Linked DNA regions of Mus musculus: regions 1 and 3 are each linked to region 2. The links are chromatin contacts, found by Hi-C or POLR2A ChIA-PET in ENCODE. All regions are on one chromosome and are shown on one strand. Each heading gives the region's core, a stretch centred on a gene start or an enhancer-like site at or near the end of the contact. The rest is flanking DNA. Distances are from core to core; before and after follow the strand shown. Region 1 holds the start of 4930525G20Rik (RIKEN cDNA 4930525G20 gene). Region 2 holds the start of Zfp874b (zinc finger protein 874b). Region 3 holds the start of Rsl1 (regulator of sex limited protein 1).

Region 1 (2,962 bases), core at 54-2,553, 350 kb after region 2:
CTAGATGCTGCCAGCAGAGCTTAACAATTGAGAATGCAGGGGTATAGTTTCATTCATAGCCAGTAGTTACGATATCTGTGGGGGATAGGTCACCTCCCAAATCTAGGCACGTTGGGGCAGAAACAAAAGCAGACCACAGGCATAAGGCAAAGGAATCTCAGAGACAGAGGGAGTGCTATCTCAGAGGAAGCAGGCTTTGAGTTCTAGCAGAGACAACAGGCATTAGGAACCAGTAAAGCTTCTCTTAACTTGAGAAACAAACAGGTAAGGCACCCTCTGGCACAGAAATCATGGCTCCAAACCCCTGGACCTAGTGAGGTTGGTTCCTGGCCTCCATGGCTGGTTAGCTTTCCTGATGGCTGAGGTCTCAGAAAGATAAAGAAGTGCAGACCAGAAGCCCCACTCCTGCCAAGGCTGCAGCTATTGCTCAGGAGGCTCCTGCAGTCACCACAGGTGGACAAGTCCTGCCTCCCTTACCTCAGGATGTGAGCACTAAAAAGCAGCACTAAGTCCAATCTACTCACCTTGCATGGGGTTCCTTTAAGGTAACAGCACACTTAGCAAACACCCAAGGATCTCATGAGTGAGTGAGGAGAGAAAATGTGTGGTGGCGCATGTCTTTAATCCCAGCACTGGGGGGTGGGGGGTGAGGGTGGGGGTGGGGGTGGTAGAGGCAGGCGGATTTCTGAGTTCGAGGCCAGCCTGGTCTACAAAGTGAGTTCCAGGACAGCCAGGGCTATACAGAGAAACCCTGTCTCGAAAAACCAAAAGAAAAAATACTGGCAATATTTTCAACCATGGGATATGACCGTGATGAATAATGAGATTCAAAACAATGTCAAATGTGCCAGAGTTGAAAGCCTACTAGGAATGGGAGTGGACAAATATTTTGTAAGTTTATGAGAATTTTGCTGCCATCTCCAACAAGACATTCTCAGTGAGCGTGAGAACCAAAGAGGCATCAAGAGCCGCTGGGAGTTAAAAAATATTAATGAATCTTAAGATGATTTTCTTTCCCACATTAGTGTATTGCTTCCTTATTTAAAAACACAACAGGGTCAGCGTGATTCTTTTTTAAAGTAAGATTAAAATTACAACATATGGCCCAGAAATGACTTGTACTCCTAAGATTTCTGTCACAGACTCGACTCACATTCACGTTATCTCCTGTTGTGGATCCGGAGGGGGGAAAACCAGCCCGACTCCCCAAGAATGTGCTGCAGACTGCTTCTTTCCTTCTATTCTCTCTCTTGGGTTGCCAGGGACAAATTCTGGAACCAGAGAAATCACCTTCGGTGGGTTACAGAAATCCCTTCGCACGGACTTCTGGGAAATGTAGTCTGGATACTGTGACGTCACAGGGAGCTAACCGGTAAACCCCCCACTAGGTTTTTGCTTAACAGAGGGGTCTTCCCCAAAGTTTTGCGAGAGTCCTGTGTGGCCGTTACATTCCTGTCGTCTGTGATGTGGAGGTTGGTTCAGAAAACAACATAGCCTGGGTCTCTGTTCCCGGTTCTGTCTCAGAGGGAGCGAAACTGAACTGGGTGGGAGGGCAGAAGCTGCTGCTTGGACCTGCCTTGCTGTACCGGCTGGGACAGGTGACGTTGCATGTCGGGACGATGAGGATTGTGCCCTAGGTGATGGTTTCCTTTGGACACTGCGTGCTGCTCTCGTGCCCTAGAGATGTTAGTGATCCCCAAACACAGGATGTGTCCTTGGCCCACAATGGTTATTTCAGCCTGTTGTTTTGTTTTGCTTTTTGTTTTTGTTTTTTGTTTTTGTGTTTGTGTTTTAGACAGAATTTCTCTTGGTTCTCATGGAACTTACTTTGTAGACCAGGCTGAACTAGAACTCACAGGGATCTTCCTGCCTCTGCCTCCCTCATCTTGGGATTGAAGCTATTCACCATGACACTCAGAGTGTCAGCATGTTCTCATCTCACACTGAAATTGTTGAGCTATTTTTAAACTAAAAATACAGAGTTGTAACTTATAGAAGAAGGAGGCCAAATATTTTTTACCATGGACTACTGATGTCAGGAAGCCAAGGTTCTGGGCCTTCCTGAGTAATGGACGCTCTGGAACAGTGGGAGAGAGAGAAGCTTGCAGTCTTGTTGCCCTGAATGCTGGATGTGTATAAGGATCATGTGGGCTACATCTTAGAATCCGATAACATACTGTTTGAGTTGAGCACAACAATACTTAGAAAAATGATCAAAGCTTATCTATACAATTATTTTAAAGGACCCCACTAATACATAAACTGCTGATATTTTCATGTATAAATAAAAAAATAATATGACTATTCTCGTTGGCCAATCTGGGGCATTATTCAATAAGACATGAATATAGAAATTAAAAAATTTTGAAATAATTAGACAGCATAGCAAACATGCTGCTCAACTACAGCACACTGATACATGCTGTCAAATGTGTAAAACACACTTCAGAAATGTCACAAACATCAACCAGTACCCATTAGAGAAAACACAGAAATGGAACATGACAAGGAACAGTGAATTCTGTTCTATGTTAAATTCTCAGTATGATTAGTCCTTTGCATGCTGGTTTCCCCGTATGTTCAGAACCTTGAATGATATTAGTCTGTGAGTTCTTCCTTTAATGTTCTACCCCTTGCCTCCTCCATCTCCTGTCCCTTGTCACTGTGCTTTGTGTCGCTGCTGAATTCTGGACAAATGCAGAAACCCAGATGACAGCCAGAGCCACCTCATTAAAGTCTGTATTTTCATATAATTTCACATTCATGGCTGTGTATATTTAGTGTTGACAAGAACCTTCTCCCTCACCAGGACTTTCTGTTGTGAGAACTGTTTATTTGTGTGGTTTATAATAAGCATATGGCATTAAATGGATGCTTCTGTGGATGTATTTATTTTACATTTCACCTGTCTTCAATGTATAGAGCCCACATGGTTTTATAGCATCTTTTACCTTGTTTTCCT
Region 2 (3,210 bases), core at 186-2,685:
GGCAGTGTGTGTGCAATCTTACAGTGAGGGCACCTCTGGTGTCCTTTGTTAACACCTTGTGACAGATTTTACAATCCCATGCTTTACAACCTCTAAGGTTCCTAACCCTGGAGGCAATTTTTTAAAATCTGTCTTTCTTAGGAAGATTTTAATTAATCCTCCATTGAGAAACAGCTCAAGCCGGGCGTGGTGGCGCACGGCTTTAATCCCAGCACTCGGGAGGCAGAGGCAGGCGGATTTCTGAGTTCGAGGCCAGCCTGGTCTACAAAGTGAGCTCCAGGACAGCCAGGGCTATACAGAGAAACCCTGTCTCGAAAAAACCAAAAAAAAAAAAAAAAAAAAAAAGAGAAACAGCTCAATATCCTTTTAGCAAACATGGGTGTCAAGCTACTTTCAAGTGAGGAACTGAACAGCCTCCATGAGGGATTCCTATTCCAAGTGAATCTTCTTTAAATCCACAATTCATTTCAAAGAAAGTGGGATAAATATCACGTACACCAATGCTCCCTTCAGGACTCTGACCCTGGAACCTAGCAAGTTCTGTCACCTCAAAGCAAGACAAGAATAACTGCATGTGCGATGAATTAAAGACTAGCTCCATTTCCAACTGAGCGTTGTACAACACAGCAACAAAAACAAACAGCAAACAATAGTAACCGGACATGCATTCTGCTTTTTTTAATCTCTCTTAGCTGTGCTTGCTCAGAAAACAAACAAAAAATATAATGCCTTATGAAGCAGACCATCCCAAGTTGAGACAACTGTGTTTTGTGACTTAAAGAATTCCAACCCCTGTCTACCCTTTTGCAGCAGTTCTCAAACTGGCAAAGGAGATTGTGGCTCTAAATAAAGCAGTTTTGTTTCGTTGGTTTGTTTTTTACCTTTTAATTCCTAGTTTTATTTGGTGATCTTTCTCAGTGGTCCTGAACTCCGTAACAGACAGCCATAAAGTACAGAAAGGACCAGATCTCCTCTTATCTAAACATACTGAGCGATCCAGTAACATCCACGTGAGAGTGACCCAGCTAATACTTCCACCAGAAAGCTGGAAAGTGAACGCCCAGAATCACCATGACCAGGCAAAGACCTTCACCCAGCCAACATTGCCTAGGCAATCCTTGAACTTACAAGCTTCTCCATTCCTTGAATTCTGTCGGTCTAAACAGAGGTCAGTCCCACTAACCCCCGCAGCGCCCTCTCACCAGCCCTGTCCAGAAAGCTCCTCCAAATCAGCTCCTCCCAGCTTCCATTCCACCCGGTCCCTGTTCCCTCCGGACCTATGCACCCCGCACAGACCCTGGGGTGACTGAACCCTGGACCAACCTCCATGTCAGAGATCCAACGGGAGAGCACAGCAGGACCAGAGTCTGGCCCAGCTTTGGATAAGAGCCGCACATGCTTACCAAAAGCTGAACTCTTGTTTACCAAAGTACCGATCTGTGACGTCACCGTGCTACAGACTACATTTCCCACAAGTCTGTGCGATGGCGTTGCAGGAGTCTTAGGAGAGTGAGTTGTACTACAAAATGGTCCTGGATTTCTGCATTGATGTCTGTCACCTAGTTAGTGTCGCCTAGTTAAGAAGCATGGAGGCCACGAACTGAGCCCAGTTCTAACGAGCCGAGTGCATTCCTCAGTTTCTGTGGTCCAGCTTAAAGGGGCAGAGGATTTTCTTGGCAAAGTTCTTAATTTCTTCATTTCCGGTGAAATTTACAGCTATTTGAGGAAACTGCCTCAAGGCTTTGGCTTAATACCCAGTACTGCACATACTTAAGTGAGCCGCGTTCTCCTGTATTGACACCCTGTGTGAATATTTGTCAGTGTACTGAGTTACCAAGATGGTAAGAGATAGAGACACTCCAGGATGTGATAAGCTTTAGCAAAAGCCGCCGGGGAATCAGCTTCTGATGGACTGACAGCCAATGTGTCGGGTTTACCAGGATTGTTTTATAACTGAGGTTATGCTAAGCTTTTGATATTCCCAAAGAAGACAATGCCATGGATTTTAGGTAACAATCACGGATTATTTACAGGAGATCACCACAAGGCTTAAGCGCCATCACTCTGGATGCCCTGTGCAATGGCTCTTCTAGAAATCAACTACAAGCCGTACACAGATCACAAGCCACTGCAGGAAATCGTTTTCATGTGAATATTGGAATCCATTCGTGTCGGAGGTTAGTCAAGAGAAACAGACTAAATCATCGAACAATTTTATTTATTTATTTAGATTTTTCGAGACAGGGTTTCTCTGTTTAGACCTGGCTGTCCTGGAACTCACTTTGTAGACCAGGCTGGCCTCAAACTCAGAAATCTGCCTGCCTCTGCCTCCGGAGTATCGAACAATTTTAAAGTCCTCCTCTCTGTTGTTTATCAGTAAAGATCGCCCAGATCCATCGCAGATCCTTTGTCCATATTTTCAACCTTTAGCTTATGTAAGTGTTGTGGGTTGTCCTGATGTTGTTTGAATTTTCATGTTAATTCTGCATCCTCAAGAGGGGTGGCCCCCGGGAGAGTGGTGGATCAAGTACTCAGGTGCTCTCCTGTGAATCTTCTCCCCATTTACTGGTCAATAAAAGCAAAAGCCTGTGATTGGGCCGTGGAGAGGAAAGGTGAGAGAGGAGATCTTGGAGAGCGAGAGATGGGGAGGGAGAGATGACAGGAGAGGAGGAAGCAGCAGCTAAGATGGAGCTGAACCACGTGACCAGGAGAAACTGCAGATAACCAACGGTCTCCTAGCTGGGGATAAGTTAGTATAGTTCTGCCAATCTAGGTTTATTGCTTATAAATATAATAACTGGATTGTATGTGTTTTTGTACGGGACTATTGGAGTTGAAGATTACTGTTACATGTAAGAAAGTTAGTTTTAGTGAGTCTCAGAAATATTTCTCTTAGTTACTGTACCTCACTTTGGAACTTGGCCTTTACATGAACCTGATGAACAGAAGTCTGTAAGATTCTCTGAATAATCTGAAGCACAAAGTGGAACTCAGTGATTTTGCTTCATATGGATCTGATTTGCGTTTGCTTACTCCTCAGCCATCTACTTATCTTTCACATTTACATGTATTCTTGTGTTCAAAACCATGTTTTACGGCATGTATGGCCAGCAAGCTTCCATAATAGTTCATTTCCTGTCCCTGGCCATCTTGTTTGCAATCTTAATTTCTCTAAGTATTTTATACATTGTTTAATTAATACCCATAAAT
Region 3 (3,188 bases), core at 469-2,968, 310 kb before region 2:
GATAAAACTCAGGCAGAATGGAGTCCCTTTGGCTCCTTTGGTCCCTTTGGAGTCTTTGCAATGTTTGCACACATCTGAACATCTGTGCACTTTTCTGCAGACCTAAGTATGAAATCATTGTGAAAGACTAACATTACACTTAAGTGCATCTCAAATCGCTTACGCTCATGCTAATGAAACTCATCCCAAGAGCTCTTTGTGAAGGATGAAAAATTTCTCAAATGTTTTCCTATCACATACTCAATAATAAGGATTTAAAATGCATGCCTTTTGTGGATACAGAATTCAAAGATTAAACCATGCCACTGGGATTGTGTGTTTAATACCTTATCAATAAGTTTTCACAATTTTGTGGATTCAAGATTTTTTTCCTTTGTTCTTTGATCTTCTGTACCGATGTTTCTAAGCGTGCATTGCCTATCATCACTTGGTATGCTCACCCTATATATTTCGATGGATAAGTAAAATACATTGATTGAACTCTTAAGTCTATGCTTATGTAGTCTTAGAGGCTACTTTGGGTCTGTGTTCCACAGTGGAGTAGACTCCACTGCAGCTGATTTTTTAGTACCTGCCTTTAGTTCACAGGATCTAAGGAATGGACAAGGCTTTGACTCCATGTGATCCCCTGGCTGTTTTGTTAGCAGCCCCATGTACACTGATTTCTGAGGGCTCTCAGAAGGAAATCCTAGTTGCAGGCTACTCAACTATTGTGGTGAGGGTGTATACCACTTTAAAATGTTTGTGCTCTGTACACTCTTGTTTCTACAGTACAACTCAAAGCCTTGTGCATTTATGTCTCACCTGCATACAACAAGTAGGGGAAATGACTGGATGTGTGACCTGCTTTTATTACAGACACCTTTCTACCAACAGATCAACAGTAGTAGTCTCTGTTGGACATAGGTAGCCTGTTAGCTGGTTTTAATCAATGCCTCCATGGGCTTCTTGTTGATCTTCTTTCCAATGTCTGAGAGTCCGGGGCATTAACTCAGGACAAGAGATTTAGAGGAATGTTAGATACACACATGCTTGGGTGTGGCATGGGGATGTCAAATTTTATCTTCAGAGTCAACCTCCTTGGCCTGCTCAAACAGCATGTGTTTCTGTATGTGTAATATTAGCAATGCCCTGGAGGAATTGTTTCTATATATTCAAAAAGTAGAAACACAAACAACAGTATACAAGTTTGTTGGGGCAGACACCAAGCCAGCTTTGTATCCCAAGTCCATTTGTCAAAAGCCACTGAGGAGCTAGGAGCATAGTCAGGAACGCCAAGGCTGGTTTCAAACATTTTATAAAGTTAGTTTTCCTTGCCACGTTGGTTAGTGTATTGCTTTGTTTATTTAACGAACAACTAAGTCAACGTGCCCCCCGTCCCGTCCCCCCCCCCCCGGCCAGGAAGTAGTAATATTAAAATTACTACTAGAAATGACTTGTAAGCCAAAAGTTTCTGTCAAAGGCTTGACTCAAATCCATACATCTCCGATGTGGTTCTGGGGTCGAAAACCAATCTCATTACCCACAGCTTTTCTGCAGATAAGGCTTCCTCCTTGCACCTTCAACTGTGTGTTCCCATCCACAAAACTCTCCAAACAGTAGACTTCACCCACCCTGGGTTCTGGGATTTCCTTCGCACAGACTTCTGGGAGATGTAGTCCGCACCACTGTGACCACTGGGAGCCTTCCAGGAAATCCCCTTCTGAGTTCAGGTCTGTACTCGTGCGTCTTTCTTAAGGTTGGGCGGAAATCGTATGCGGCTATCTATTCCAGTTGTCTCTGACAAGAAGGTTGGTCCAGGCAGCAGCGTAGCCTGGGGCTCTGTGCGGGATCTGTGTCAAGGAGGTTGGTTCAGGAAGCAGCATAGCCTGGGGTTCAGTGCCGGGAGCTGGGCTCTGTCTTGGAGGGAGCGCTTGAGGACTGGGTGGGAGGGCGGAAGCAGCTGCCAGGACTGGCTGTGCTGAACTGGCTGGGGCCACTGAGGCTGCAGTTTTGGAGTGAGGGGACTGGCCTTTTGGGATTGTGTCCTGAGTGAAGGTTTCCTTTAGAACACCGAGAGCAGCCCGAGTCTGCCTTGGTTCTCTGGTACACTGGAGCAGCTTGGTAGTGGAGGACTAGATTGCAAACTAATGGTGATGAGCTGACTACCTGCTCCTGAGAGAGTGCCAGAGCTCACAGACCTGCATTGCTGGAAGCGCGCGTCCCTGGCTGCCCCCATCTCACCTGGATGCTGCCAGAGTCCTTTGTGTCTTTAGAGTAAAAGGGTTTCTGGTCCCCGTGTACTCTGTAGCCAGCTTATAGCAATGGCCTTGAGGTCTGACTGTGTTCATTTTTCGCTGCCAGTAAAGAATTAAGAGAGGAAAAATCCGAGTTACAACAGCTGTCGTGTTGGGGAATTCTGGGACATAGCCAACATATCTGTCTGAATGCACGGAAAATCTTGGACTAGGGTTGAAGAAACACATGCAGTGGACACACAGGCAGGAATGTCTACAAGGCAGAGTGGGATCAAAAGGAGCTCACACCATGTTTCACCTTGAGGGCTGTGTTTACTAAACTTGACAGGACCTCCATCCCTACTTTACAGTTGAGAATTTTTAAAAAAATATTTATTTATTTATTATATGTAAGTACACTGTAGCTGTCTTCAGACACTCCAGAAGAGGGTATCAGATTTCATTACAGATGGTTGTGAGCCACCATGTGGTTGCTGGGATTTGAACTCAGGGCCTTTGGAAGAGCAGTCGGTGCTCTTAACAGCTGAGCCATTTCACCAGCCCCGAGAATTTTTTAAAAAGAGAGTGTCCGCTTGGCCCCAAATGGTTCCGGTCAACATGACATTATCAGGGCTTGGACTTGTTGAGGAAGTTTATGGACATTGTGTATATTTCTGCCATTGTTTCTGTTATCTTGTAACTTTGCTTCCCATGGTAATATGAGGTATAAAAGGGCGGTGAAAAATAAACTCGAGGCTGCTGTGGTATTGACCAGCAATCCTCCCAAGTCTATTTCTTGGCTCTGCATCTTTTCTGCCTCTCCTGTCTTTAATCCTCACTCCATACTCAGAGACTCTTTGACTCTTGACCCAACCTAGGAGTTGCTGCTTCGTGATCTGTGTTGTATGTATTTTAAGCACTGTGTAGTATAGACAGGCTGGTAGGGAATGGGAAGTCTGTATTGTTTGGAAC

The links. Hi-C counts contacts between places; a loop is a spot of excess contacts on that map. ChIA-PET counts read pairs that join two places held with the same protein, here RNA polymerase II (POLR2A).
Region 1: a loop to region 2 is called in a map of gastrocnemius, with 5 times the contacts of the local background. The contact joins the promoter of 4930525G20Rik here to the promoter of Zfp874b in region 2. A Hi-C loop is called at or near these places in 1 of 37 maps with a recorded cell type or tissue (gastrocnemius).
Region 3: a map of heart shows a loop between it and region 2 (1.8-fold over the local background). The contact joins the promoter of Rsl1 here to the promoter of Zfp874b in region 2. A Hi-C loop is called at or near these places in 1 of 37 maps with a recorded cell type or tissue (heart). POLR2A ChIA-PET finds 5 or more read pairs at or near these places in 2 of 5 experiments (Patski and embryonic stem cell).

Annotation. Positions count from the first base shown.
Region 1 is chr13:67,829,682-67,832,643 of GRCm38, forward strand. It overlaps 4930525G20Rik (RIKEN cDNA 4930525G20 gene), which reads right to left and starts at 1,304. Exons shown (of 3, transcript NR_045194.1): 1 at 1,154-1,304. It overlaps Gm10037 (predicted gene 10037), which reads left to right and starts at 1,425. Exons shown (of 4, transcript NM_001309374.1): 1 at 1,425-1,472.
Region 2 is chr13:67,482,818-67,486,027 of GRCm38, forward strand. It overlaps Zfp874b (zinc finger protein 874b), which reads right to left and starts at 1,436. Exons shown (of 4, transcript NM_001076791.2): 1 at 1,324-1,436. The coding sequence starts at 1,329.
Region 3 is chr13:67,171,464-67,174,651 of GRCm38, forward strand. It overlaps Rsl1 (regulator of sex limited protein 1), which reads left to right and starts at 1,719. Exons shown (of 4, transcript NM_001013769.1): 1 at 1,719-1,790. The coding sequence starts at 1,755.